Linked DNA regions of Mus musculus: region 2 is linked to region 1. A link is a loop called in an ENCODE intact Hi-C map of the cell type or tissue named here. Cell type or tissue: heart. All regions are shown on one strand.

What was found. A loop is a pair of places that touch in the nucleus more often than their neighbours do. Peaks named below come from ENCODE experiments on the same cell type or tissue, not always from the same donor. Only the 100,000 strongest peaks of a DNase experiment are listed, where the experiment ranks them.
Region 2: it touches region 1 in a loop (4-fold over the local background); 4 of 42 quality-filtered maps call a loop at or near these places.

The regions. Positions count from the first base shown.
Region 1 is chr2:172,437,862-172,442,861 of GRCm38, forward strand. It overlaps Rtf2 (replication termination factor 2), which reads left to right and starts at 2,717. Exons shown (of 9, transcript NM_025542.2): 1 at 2,717-2,878. The coding sequence starts at 2,810. In heart, a CTCF peak has its summit at 2,216 (motif pointing right); a DNase peak (open chromatin) is centred at 2,630; H3K4me3 peaks cover 2,392 bases; H3K27ac peaks cover 1,658 bases.
Region 2 is chr2:172,343,719-172,348,718 of GRCm38, forward strand. It overlaps Fam210b (family with sequence similarity 210, member B), which reads left to right and starts at 1,859. Exons shown (of 3, transcript NM_025912.4): 1 at 1,859-2,129. The coding sequence starts at 1,944. In heart, a CTCF peak has its summit at 2,223; DNase peaks (open chromatin) are centred at 1,133 and 1,803; H3K4me3 peaks cover 3,563 bases; H3K27ac peaks cover 4,259 bases.

The sequences.
Region 1 (5,000 bases):
ATGTATCCGTTTTGCTGCAAATACATTTTTTTTTTAAGAGAGGGTCTTGCTGCGTAGCCCGGGCTAGCTTCAAAAGCACCATCTTCCCATGTGCTAGGATTATAGGCATGTACCGCTCCCCAACAAATAATATTTATAAAACTCCTTGGGCCAGAGGGTGAAACAAGTCAGTGGATAAAGGTGCTTGCTGATCCACAGGATCCAAATAGTGGAAAGATAGAACCATCTCCTGTAAACTGTTCTCCAACCTCCACACCTGAGCTGTAGTCTACGTACGTACATGCATGCTGGCAAACCATTCAAACACATAAAATGAAAATAAGTTTAAAGACTTTTGAAAATTCTAATACACAGTTTTTGAGGCAGGAAAGATAGAAAGGAAAATTCTAAGGGACATAGGAGGCAAGGAAACTCTCACCTAGGTTAGTTTGAATTTTTCACAGAGAGAAGTGTGTCATAACTGACCAAATCATTTTTGTTTGCAGATTTATTTCTGTGAATTCAAGGCCAGCCAGGGATACACAGTAAGCCCCTGTCTCAAGAAGAGTAGAAGGAGACAGAGGAGGGGAGGAAGGAGTAGAAGGAGGAAGAAGAGGAGGAAAAGGGAGGAAGGAGGAGGAGGAGGAGAAGGAAGAGGGGGCCTAGAAACTGTATTCCTTTTAAAGAGATTCATTAAATAACTACATTAAGCCAGGCATGGTGGTACATCCCTTAAACCCCAGGACTCAAGAGGTAGAGGCAGCCATATTTCCAAGAGTTCTAGGGCCAGCCTGGTCTACATAGTGAGTTCCAGGCCAGACATGGCTACATAGTAAGAGCGTGTCTCAAACAAAAACACCAGGGCTGTTAAAATAATGTAAGAGCTGAGGCTCTGCCTCACTGGATATTGTGTCCGCCTATTACACACAAAGCCTTGGGGGGCATAACTGGGTGTGGTGGTGCACAACTGTGATCCCAGCATTGAAGAGACTGAGGCAGGAGGATCAGAAGTTCAAGATCACCCTTGGCTACACAGGCACTTCCACCTTTCCGCAAACCACCACCACTGCCAGACTATGTTTCCCTAAGGACAGAATACCTGTGAGCCTTTGGGGTTCTCTGAACCTGCACACTCCTCTCACCCCTAAACCGGGGCAACACAACCATGGCAGGAAACTAAGAGAGCCAGTTCCTAATTTTGTACTTAATTTTTGTTTGTTTGTTTTGAGACAGGGTTTCTCTGTATAGCCCTGGCTGTCCTGGAACTCACTCTGTAGACCAGGCTGGCCTCAGACTCAGAAATCCGCCTGTCTCTGCCTCCCAAGTGCTGGGATTAAAGGCGTGCGCCACCACCACCTGGCTTTAACCTTTGATTGATCTCTGCATTTTGTGGCAAGTTGCATCCTTTGAGCTATGAAATTTCAGAAGCCACAAAATCAGATGCAGAACTACTGTTAAGACACCTACGTGTGACTCTCTCCCTTGAAAGAGCCATCGACAAGTTGAGGGTGTTTAGTGTCATAAAGCTGAAGGCACAGTAAGTCACTTCTTAGGCCTGCAACCACCTAGGATCCCAGGAGCATTGGAGTCCCAGAGGACACAGCACTCCCCTAAGTGAGGGTGAAAAGGCAGAAAAGATGGTCATCTGAGACTATCTGGTCACTTTAAGCAGTGTGGGCTTCAGAATGGCCACCTTGCAGGACTGGTGTAGACACAGAAATGAAGGAGGCCATACTTATCCCAGGACTGCTCACTTATGCATACCATTTGCCCCTGTTGTTCCTCTGGGCCTACAGCTCATGTTAGTACCCCAAAGGCAGACTAGGGGGTCACTGAACCCCTTATTTGTTCTCTTCCCAATATGATCACCCTCCCCTTTCTCTGTCTGCACTAATCTCTGTAGCTGGTACAATGGGATGAGTGGCTACTCTAAGCTTGTTGGAGACACTGTAGCCCTAGCTTCTGCCCAAAATACATCTGGATACAGGGTGGAGAGGCGCTCAGTGGCTAAGAATGCTTGCTGTTCTTTGAGTAAGCACAGGATGGATTCCCAGAACCCCAGCAGCTCACAACCATATCAACTCCAGTCCCAGGAAGATAGAACACCCTCTTCAGGCCTCGACAGGCATCTGCAGTTAGGTAGCGCACAAGCAGGCCCACCCACCACGTCTTTTTTTTTTTTTTTTTTTTAATTTTATGTATTTGAGTACACTGTAGCTGTCTTCAAACACACCAGAAGAGGGCATCAGATATCATTATAGATGGTTGTGAGCCACCATGTGGTTGCTGGGAATGGAACTCAGAACTTCTGAAGAGCAGTCAGTGATCTTAACCACTGAGCCATCCCTCTAGCACCCACAACGTCTTTTCTTTTCTAAGTCTGGATTTAAAATACATGAGAGGTAGCTGAGAAGACAGATTCCGGCCATCTCCTCCTTAGACTTACAGCACTACTGGTCTGCAAAAATGCCAGAGACGCAGACCTCGGGACAACCCCGACAAATGTTCTCCCGTCCTCCCTCAGGCCCAAGCTTACGGAACCACAGAGGAAAAAACAGGGACCGCCCACGACCGGAAGTGGACGCACTCCAAGGATGCTCCAGCACGTCGCCCTGAAACCACGCCCAACTCCCGGACAAGATTTTCAAGACAATTGGTGTGGACCAAGGCCTCGCGCGGCGACCCCGCCCCTTTCGCGGCGCGCTGGTTGTGTGCGTCATCAAGGAGCGCCGGAAGTAGGTAGGGTTTCGCCAGAGACCCCGGAAGCGACGGCTTCTCGTCTTTGCTAAGGCTTCTGGTTTTTGCTACGGTTTCTGATTTCGGCTTTGGGATGGGTTGCGACGGAGGCACCATCCCCAAGAGGCACGAGCTGGTGAAGGGGCCGAAGAAGGTCGAGAAGGTCAGTGGGGACTGCGGGCTGCGGGGCTCGGGATGAACGGTGGTCACAGCGCTTGTGGAGGGTTTACTGTTTGCAGGCACTGAACAGTACGGTTAGACTGGGATCCTCCCCACAGACGCTGTGTTGATTTGAAACATTAACGTTGAACGGGACGGAGACTGGAGAGCTAGTTAGTGGCCCAGCCAGGACTGGAACGTATCTGTAGCTAGCGACGATCACGGTGATAGATGCTATTTATGGACTTTGTGTGTTTTTGTGAAAGGCTCTCACAGTGTGGCCCTGGCTGGCTGGGACTCCCACCTCTGCCTGCTGAGCACTGGGATTAAAGGTGTTGGCCAACAGGCCTTGGTATTTGAATAATACTTTTTTTAAAAATGTTTTGTGTGTGAGTGTGGTATCCAAGGAGGCCAGAAGAAAGCATCGGACGCCCGGGAGCTAGAGCTACAGGTTTTTGTGAGCCATTAATCTTGGCTGTTAGAACCAAACGCGGATCCTTTGGAAGAGCAGTACACAGGCTTAACCACGGAGCCATCTCTCCAGCCTGAGCTTTGTGTATTAAAGTCTCCCCAAACCATTCCCCTTTGTGAAGTCACACCCTTCTTAAACTAATTATCAGCTCTTAGCACTCTGAATTGGTGGTTGAGCCCAGCTGATGGTCACGTGACTGCAAGCTCCTCCTGGTGAACTCTGTGCACTGTTTTTCTTCCAGAACTAGCACAGTTTCTGCCACAGTGAATATTTTTGAATAAATGCGTGGGCATTCTGTAAATCTTACAAGACATTGAGCAAAGTGTGTACTTAATGGATGGGAAATTGAATGCCGCAAAGTTAGTTAACACCACTGACGTGGCCTAGAGTCATGAACCACTGTCCCCATCCATTTATGTGCATTTCAAAGCTAGTGTTGATGATGACTGTTTAATAATAGAAGGCACAGAATGCCCCCGATACAGTTCCCAGCACGGGGAGAGAATGCCCCCGATACAGTTCCCAGCACGGGGAGGATCATGTTTCCTGATCCAACATTCAGAGAACTTTGGGATGGGAGGTGAATCCCATCCAGTGTTGTACTTAAGACACTGCATAACTTCCTGACACATCCCTAATAAACTCCATTGGGTCCTGTGTGAACAAACCTCTGCTTGTCTTTTTGCCCTCTCTTCTGCCCCTCTTTAGCTCTTTCACTCTGTTCTAGATACCATAGACCTTGCCCCAGCGTCCTGAACATTCCTCACTCATAGTGACATCATGACTTGGGGGGGAGGGGCCACTTGAAGCAAGGTCTTGCTGTGAGGTAGCCCAGGCTTGCCCCAGCCCCCGGAGTGCTGGTTACAGTGTGTGCTGCTTGGCTCTTTCCCCTCATTTGTCCACCCAGCCTTCACCACAGTCAGCTGCAGTCACTCTTTAGGCCCGCCCCCTCTGCTGCTTTCCTTTTTTTTTTTTTTTTTTTTTCTATGATCCCTGCCTCTGTGGTTATCGACTATGTATCTCTCTCTCCCATGTGCTCTGGGATCCTTGCATGTCTTAGCTCTGCAGTCTATAAGATGTTTCTGCACATTATAGACATCCACTGAGCATATGTTGAAAGTCTGAGGACAGAGTGCCCTCGGACCAGGCCAACATGTCACATTCAAGTGTGCATAAAGTATTCATCTTACTGTTGTTGTCTTGTGCCCAGGGCTGACATGGAGTAATGGAAGAGTTGGCAAAAAACAGCCAACCACACCCAAACAATTAAAAACAAACAACAAACAAAAAACCCTGATCTTAGAAGGGTAACGAAAAGAAAGAATGATCAGGAAGAGTAGTTTTTATTAACCCATTTGTCCAAGTACTTATAAAATGCTTGTTATATATACAATTCTGGGACCTAATGGCAAATTATCCCTTCTAGAGCTTCCATTTGAAATGCCTGTTATGAAGTAATCATATAGATATGGGGTAGGGATCTGCCCCTGTCTTGGCAACACAGCCCCTAAGTCCCATGGAAATAACACTTGCCCTAAGTGAGATGTGTGGTGACTTTTTTTTTTTTTTTTTGAAATACAGTGTCACTATGTAGTCCTGGCTGGTCTGGAACTCTCTGTAGATCAGGCTAGGCTCCAACCAATGGAGATCCATC
Region 2 (5,000 bases), 94 kb before region 1:
CAGAGATCCACCTGCCTCTGCCTCCCAAGTGCTGGGATTAAAGGCATGCGCCACCACGCCCGGCTTAGGACTATACCTTTAACTCATCTTTATAGCTTGAACACCCTGAGCAGAAGCAGTCCACACAGGATCAGTCTGCCTCCTTCAGACACTGGTACCGGACTACCACAAACAGAGCTCAGGCATAACCAGCGTGGTTTCTGACTCTGAGAGCTCTGCCAAGCTGGAATCCAGCCAGCACATCTTGAGAATGTTAGCTTTATACATTTTATTCTTTTGGGTCAAGGAGACTGAGCTTGGGGGCTGGTCTGGAGCTCCTGCCTCTACTTCCCAAATACTGTAGTTATAGGCTGGGCCACGGTGCCTGTCCTGGGGACCGCTGGCATTGTTTCACTGAAGTATGATTGCTCTGCATAAAAGTGAGCTTTGCTTATTGTGGTGACCCTCACTGCCCTGTCAGCCCCCTGCTCCTTGAATCCCCGCCCAAATCCCACTCACAATCCTAGATAGCCGCTGACCTTTTTGGGGGGGGGGGTCCAGAATTTTGCCTGTGAACTTTGCATTCTCTGAAGATGAAATCCTCCTGCATGTTGTGTTTGTGGCTGGAATTTTCCATTTGGCAAAGCAGTCCTGAGACTTGTCCCTAGGATGAAGGTGTTCACGCCTTACTTTAAAAAAATTTTTTTATTATTATTGCATGGGAGGGAGCATGTGTACAGGCCAGAGGAGCACTTTGTGGAGACTGTGGCTCTCTCCCCCCACCTCCCAGCCCCCACCCCCACCTTGCCTGGGCCCCAGGGTGGAACTCAGCTTGGATAGCAAGTGATCCACAGATGGAAGTTCCATTCTCCAGCTGACAGATATCTGGACTGCCCTGCTATGAGTATTGCTGTCTTCTGAGCATGTGTGTAGGACAGGTTCTCCTGGGGTCGAGGCTGGCCTTGAACTCTTAATCCTTCTGTCTCAGCCTCCTGGGTGCTTGAGTTACAGATCTGCACCACCATGTCAAGATAACAGTTTACTATTATTTCTTTAAGTTATAAGAACAGAAGGGTTAATTTTGGCTCATGGGCCTAGAGGTCCAAGGTAGAGGGGCCACATCTAATGCCAGCAACGCCTTCCTGTGGGCCCAAGTCCCCAGGCAGTGCATAGTCACCAGGTAAGAGAGAGTGCCCTCTTGTCAGATTTTAGTCCGACAGAAATGTGAGTCTTTGCTTCTCTTGAGACACTATGGGAGCGGAGTTGCTGACCAACCTGGTTTGTGTACTTTTAACTATCTGTGAAAGTACAAAACTTTTCTCCACAGTGGCTGCTTTCATGTTCACAGCCGCGATATAGTAGGCTCATTTAGAGGGCTTCTTCAAGTGAGAGTTAACCTCTATAGTTCCTTTCTTCTTTAAAGCATTCACGTAAGCATCAGTCTTCCAGGTTTCACCCATTCGGCTGAGAGGAAAAACAAAGAATGCATTAGCCCTCGCTTGAAACAGCCGCCAGCCGCGCTCCACAGTCCGGAAACTCAAAATCCTGGAAAGTTCTGAGAAAATGCATTCCACAAAGAACTGGCCTGAGGTCCTGAGAACTAGGCTGATAGACTTGGCAGGTCCCCAGCCCCGCCCACTCCGCTTCAGGAGGCGGAACTTAGCCAAGGAAGCGGGGCTGAGGGGCGGGAACAAAAGAGAGCGAGCGTCTCCAGATGCCCCACCCACTCATGGATAGGCTGCTTCTGCGGAGGGCGGAGCTGTTGGGTGGAGCCCAAAACCTGCGCTCCGCTATAGAGCCCCGCCTATCCCACGCTCAGCTCCGCTCCGGGGGCGGGCCCTAAAGGTGTTGGGGCGGGGCCTGTCGGGGGGTGGAGCTCGAGGCCCCGGTCTCGGCCCCGCCCACCGCGCTGTGTTGGAGCTGATTCCCGAGTGGGCACACTGGAGCTGCGCTCGCGGCGCGCCATGGCCGGGCTGTTGACGCTGCTTGGCCCGGCAGGAAGAGTGAGCACCCGGCTGCGGCCCCTGGCCCCTTGGCTCCTGGGAACCGCCACCTCCTGTGCTCCACCGCTCTGGGCCTTAGCCTTGTCCCATCCGGTTCCGGACGCCCGACTGCTGCGCACGGCCCGCGGGGACTGTCTCAGCCGCCAGGTAAGACTCCCCACAGCCACTCGGACCCTGATCCCCAAGTGGCCGGAGCGCCGTGCCAGGGCCAGCCCCAATGGACAATTTTTACATTGCACCTGACCGAAACGGGTCACCTCCGGGGTCCCTGAGTTCTCAGATTCCTAGAATCCGAGAAAAATCTCTTTCAGTTAGCAGCCGGAGAAACTGAGGCTAGGAGTGGAATGGTGCGCTGCCCAAGGTCATGGAGTCGCCCGCCGAGCCCCAGTTTCGAAAGCCAGAACAGTGGCGTTACCGAGCCGATCGCAAGGGGCCTGAATTCTATATGAACTTCCAGTCCGGCCCCTGGACTTGTTCCTTTTGAAGTTCAGTTGAGGCCTGGGCACTGGGCCCAGGAGGCGGCATCGCCGGTGCCGCCGGTACATCTACCGCTTCCCTGTGCTCCTTGCGCCACCCTTTTATCTAGCTGGAAGAGCAGGCTCAGAGCAGGCAGTCCATCCCGTTTTGTTGTGGTTACTTGCCCTGAGTGCTCAGAGTGAAAACCAGCTTCCATTCAGACAGCAGCATATCTCAAGTAGGTCTCAAAAAAAAAAAAAAAAAAAAAAAAAAGCAGGAGTTCAGAAGTAGTAGATCGGAAGCGTCGAGGTCTGGGGGAGTCTGAAAGAAAGATCACTGCCATGAATCGGGCAGTTCTGAGTACTGTCTGCTCCCGTGGCTTTTCAGTTAGGGATTGGTCGCTTTCCTTGAGTGCCGAGCACAATGATGGAAGGACTTCCTTCCCCTCTCTCCTGCCTGACAGACAGGACACTGGCCTCAGCTCTGCTCCTGAGCACAAGTCAGGATACTCACAGCGTACCGTGCTTCAGGGCACCGCATAGCTTCCCTCTCCTCCAGAAAGTCTTCCCTGACTACCAGTAGTGTGCCCCCCCGCCCTATACTGTCTCTTCTCTAGCGCTCAGATCTTAGCTGCCTTCACGATCTGGTACAACCTCTCACCTTGTTCTGCCACATCAGCCCTGTTGGTAGCCTAACCCTAACCCTAACCCTAACCTTAAACACACACTCTGCCTTGACAGGTGTGTTTACAGCAAGGATAAGTCTGGTCTCAGGCTCATAGGATCCATGTCTCTGCTTGCTAAGTCAATCACTTTGATCAAACGCTATCCCTTTTCCATGTCTGTAAAATGAGATGTTACTAAGTCATTTCCCAGAGGGTGAATGTGATAGGCGACAGCATGCTAGCTGGCATCTGGTACATCATGGCTGACACCAGTGATTTCTGTCATCCGTGTCACACCGCCCAGGGCCTCCAGAGCCCAGGAGCTGAGCTTGTACTTCAAAAAGGATACTCCTCAAGAAGCCAACTGTGGGGGAGGGACCTGCCCTGGGACTCAGTCCGGCATTCCCACTCCACCTCCAACCTGCCTGCCTTCACTGGGAGGCCAGCTGGGGTCTCCAAATGTTCTAGATAGTAAATCAAGTGTCTTGAGTGACATGTCAACCTCTTGCCTACAGCAAGGACTGCACTGTGCCAGAGATGGGGAGATACGCCACACAAGGAGCCCTTTCAGAGCTCAGGGTTCAGGGTCACATAGACCAAGTGAGTGGAGGCCACTTGTGACCCTGGGGGGGGGAGGGGGAGGAGTTCGTATGCAAGTGGCTTGCTGGCTGGCGTCCCTTATCTAATGAGCAGCATCCCTCCTGACTCACTCCTTGCTTGTCTTGGTGTGTCTCCTCCCTAGGTTTCACTGTTTGTTCTCTGCTCCCTAAAGTCAGAGTCTTCTTAGAGGTCTGTCCGTCTGGTTTGTTGCAATGTCCCTGCTCTGGAACACTCTGACAGGCACAGTGCTGGGTCTGGGATTGGGCTGTGCTGCCTCTGGCTATGTGCTCACACACACACACACACACACACACACACACACACACACCCCGGACTTTGCAGATCCTCTTCTGTTCATGGGGATATTGTGAGGATTGCACTAAACTAAGATTTTCATGGCACTCAGAACACGGCCCAGTACAAAGTCAACACATACGGTACTTATCAAATGGATGGGAGCAAGTGTTACCACACAGCGTGATCAACTCAATCAACCTTCTTTTTCTAATATGGCTTCCTCTGGTTGTTTTGAGACAAGGTCTCCTGTATTCCAGCCAGGCTGGCCTTCAACTCAATAGGCTTGAACTTCTGATCCTCCTGCCTCCACCTCCAAAGGACTATAGGCTTACACCGCCAAGCTGGGTTGATACTGTGCTAGGAAATGAGAGTATTGCATGTGCTAGACGCTCTACCACTGAGATGCATCCCCGCCTGAGCACTTTGAGGTCAGTGTGTCAGTGTGTCAGGGAAGTCCAGAGCCCTTGCAGGTGGCAAACAGCAGTACTTCGTGGGGAAAGAGTATCTACCGGTGCCCCATTGCTTGCCAGCCACTCTCATGAATCCCTTTGCTTCAGCTTCTTTAAATCCCTCTAGGACTTGGAAGAAAAATGCATGGTCCTTCATGTCTTGCCAGAATGGTCATTCCCTACAGGAGAGACTTTTCTAGATGTTCTGGTTCTGGGGGACAGGAAGAAAAGCTGCCTCGGCTTTCTTTTATTGGCCAGCCCTTACCACTCCCCCCTCCCTGAGACAAGCACTCCCCTACTAAAAAGCTCACAGGGGCTCTGGTCCCTTCTGATAAGTAATTCTCTCCTCCCCTGGGCTGCAGATGGGGTGGCCAAGCTGATAAGACAATCTGCAGACCATCCCAGTGCCCGCACCTCCATTAGGCCAATGTCAGTCAAAAGCCCATTGACACTTGGCCCAGGCAATCTCAGTTATGGCCCAGTCTCCGTGCCCCAGAACAGCCACAGCTGTCTGCTGAGGCCCCCTTTGTCTCATACTCTCAGGTTTGGCAA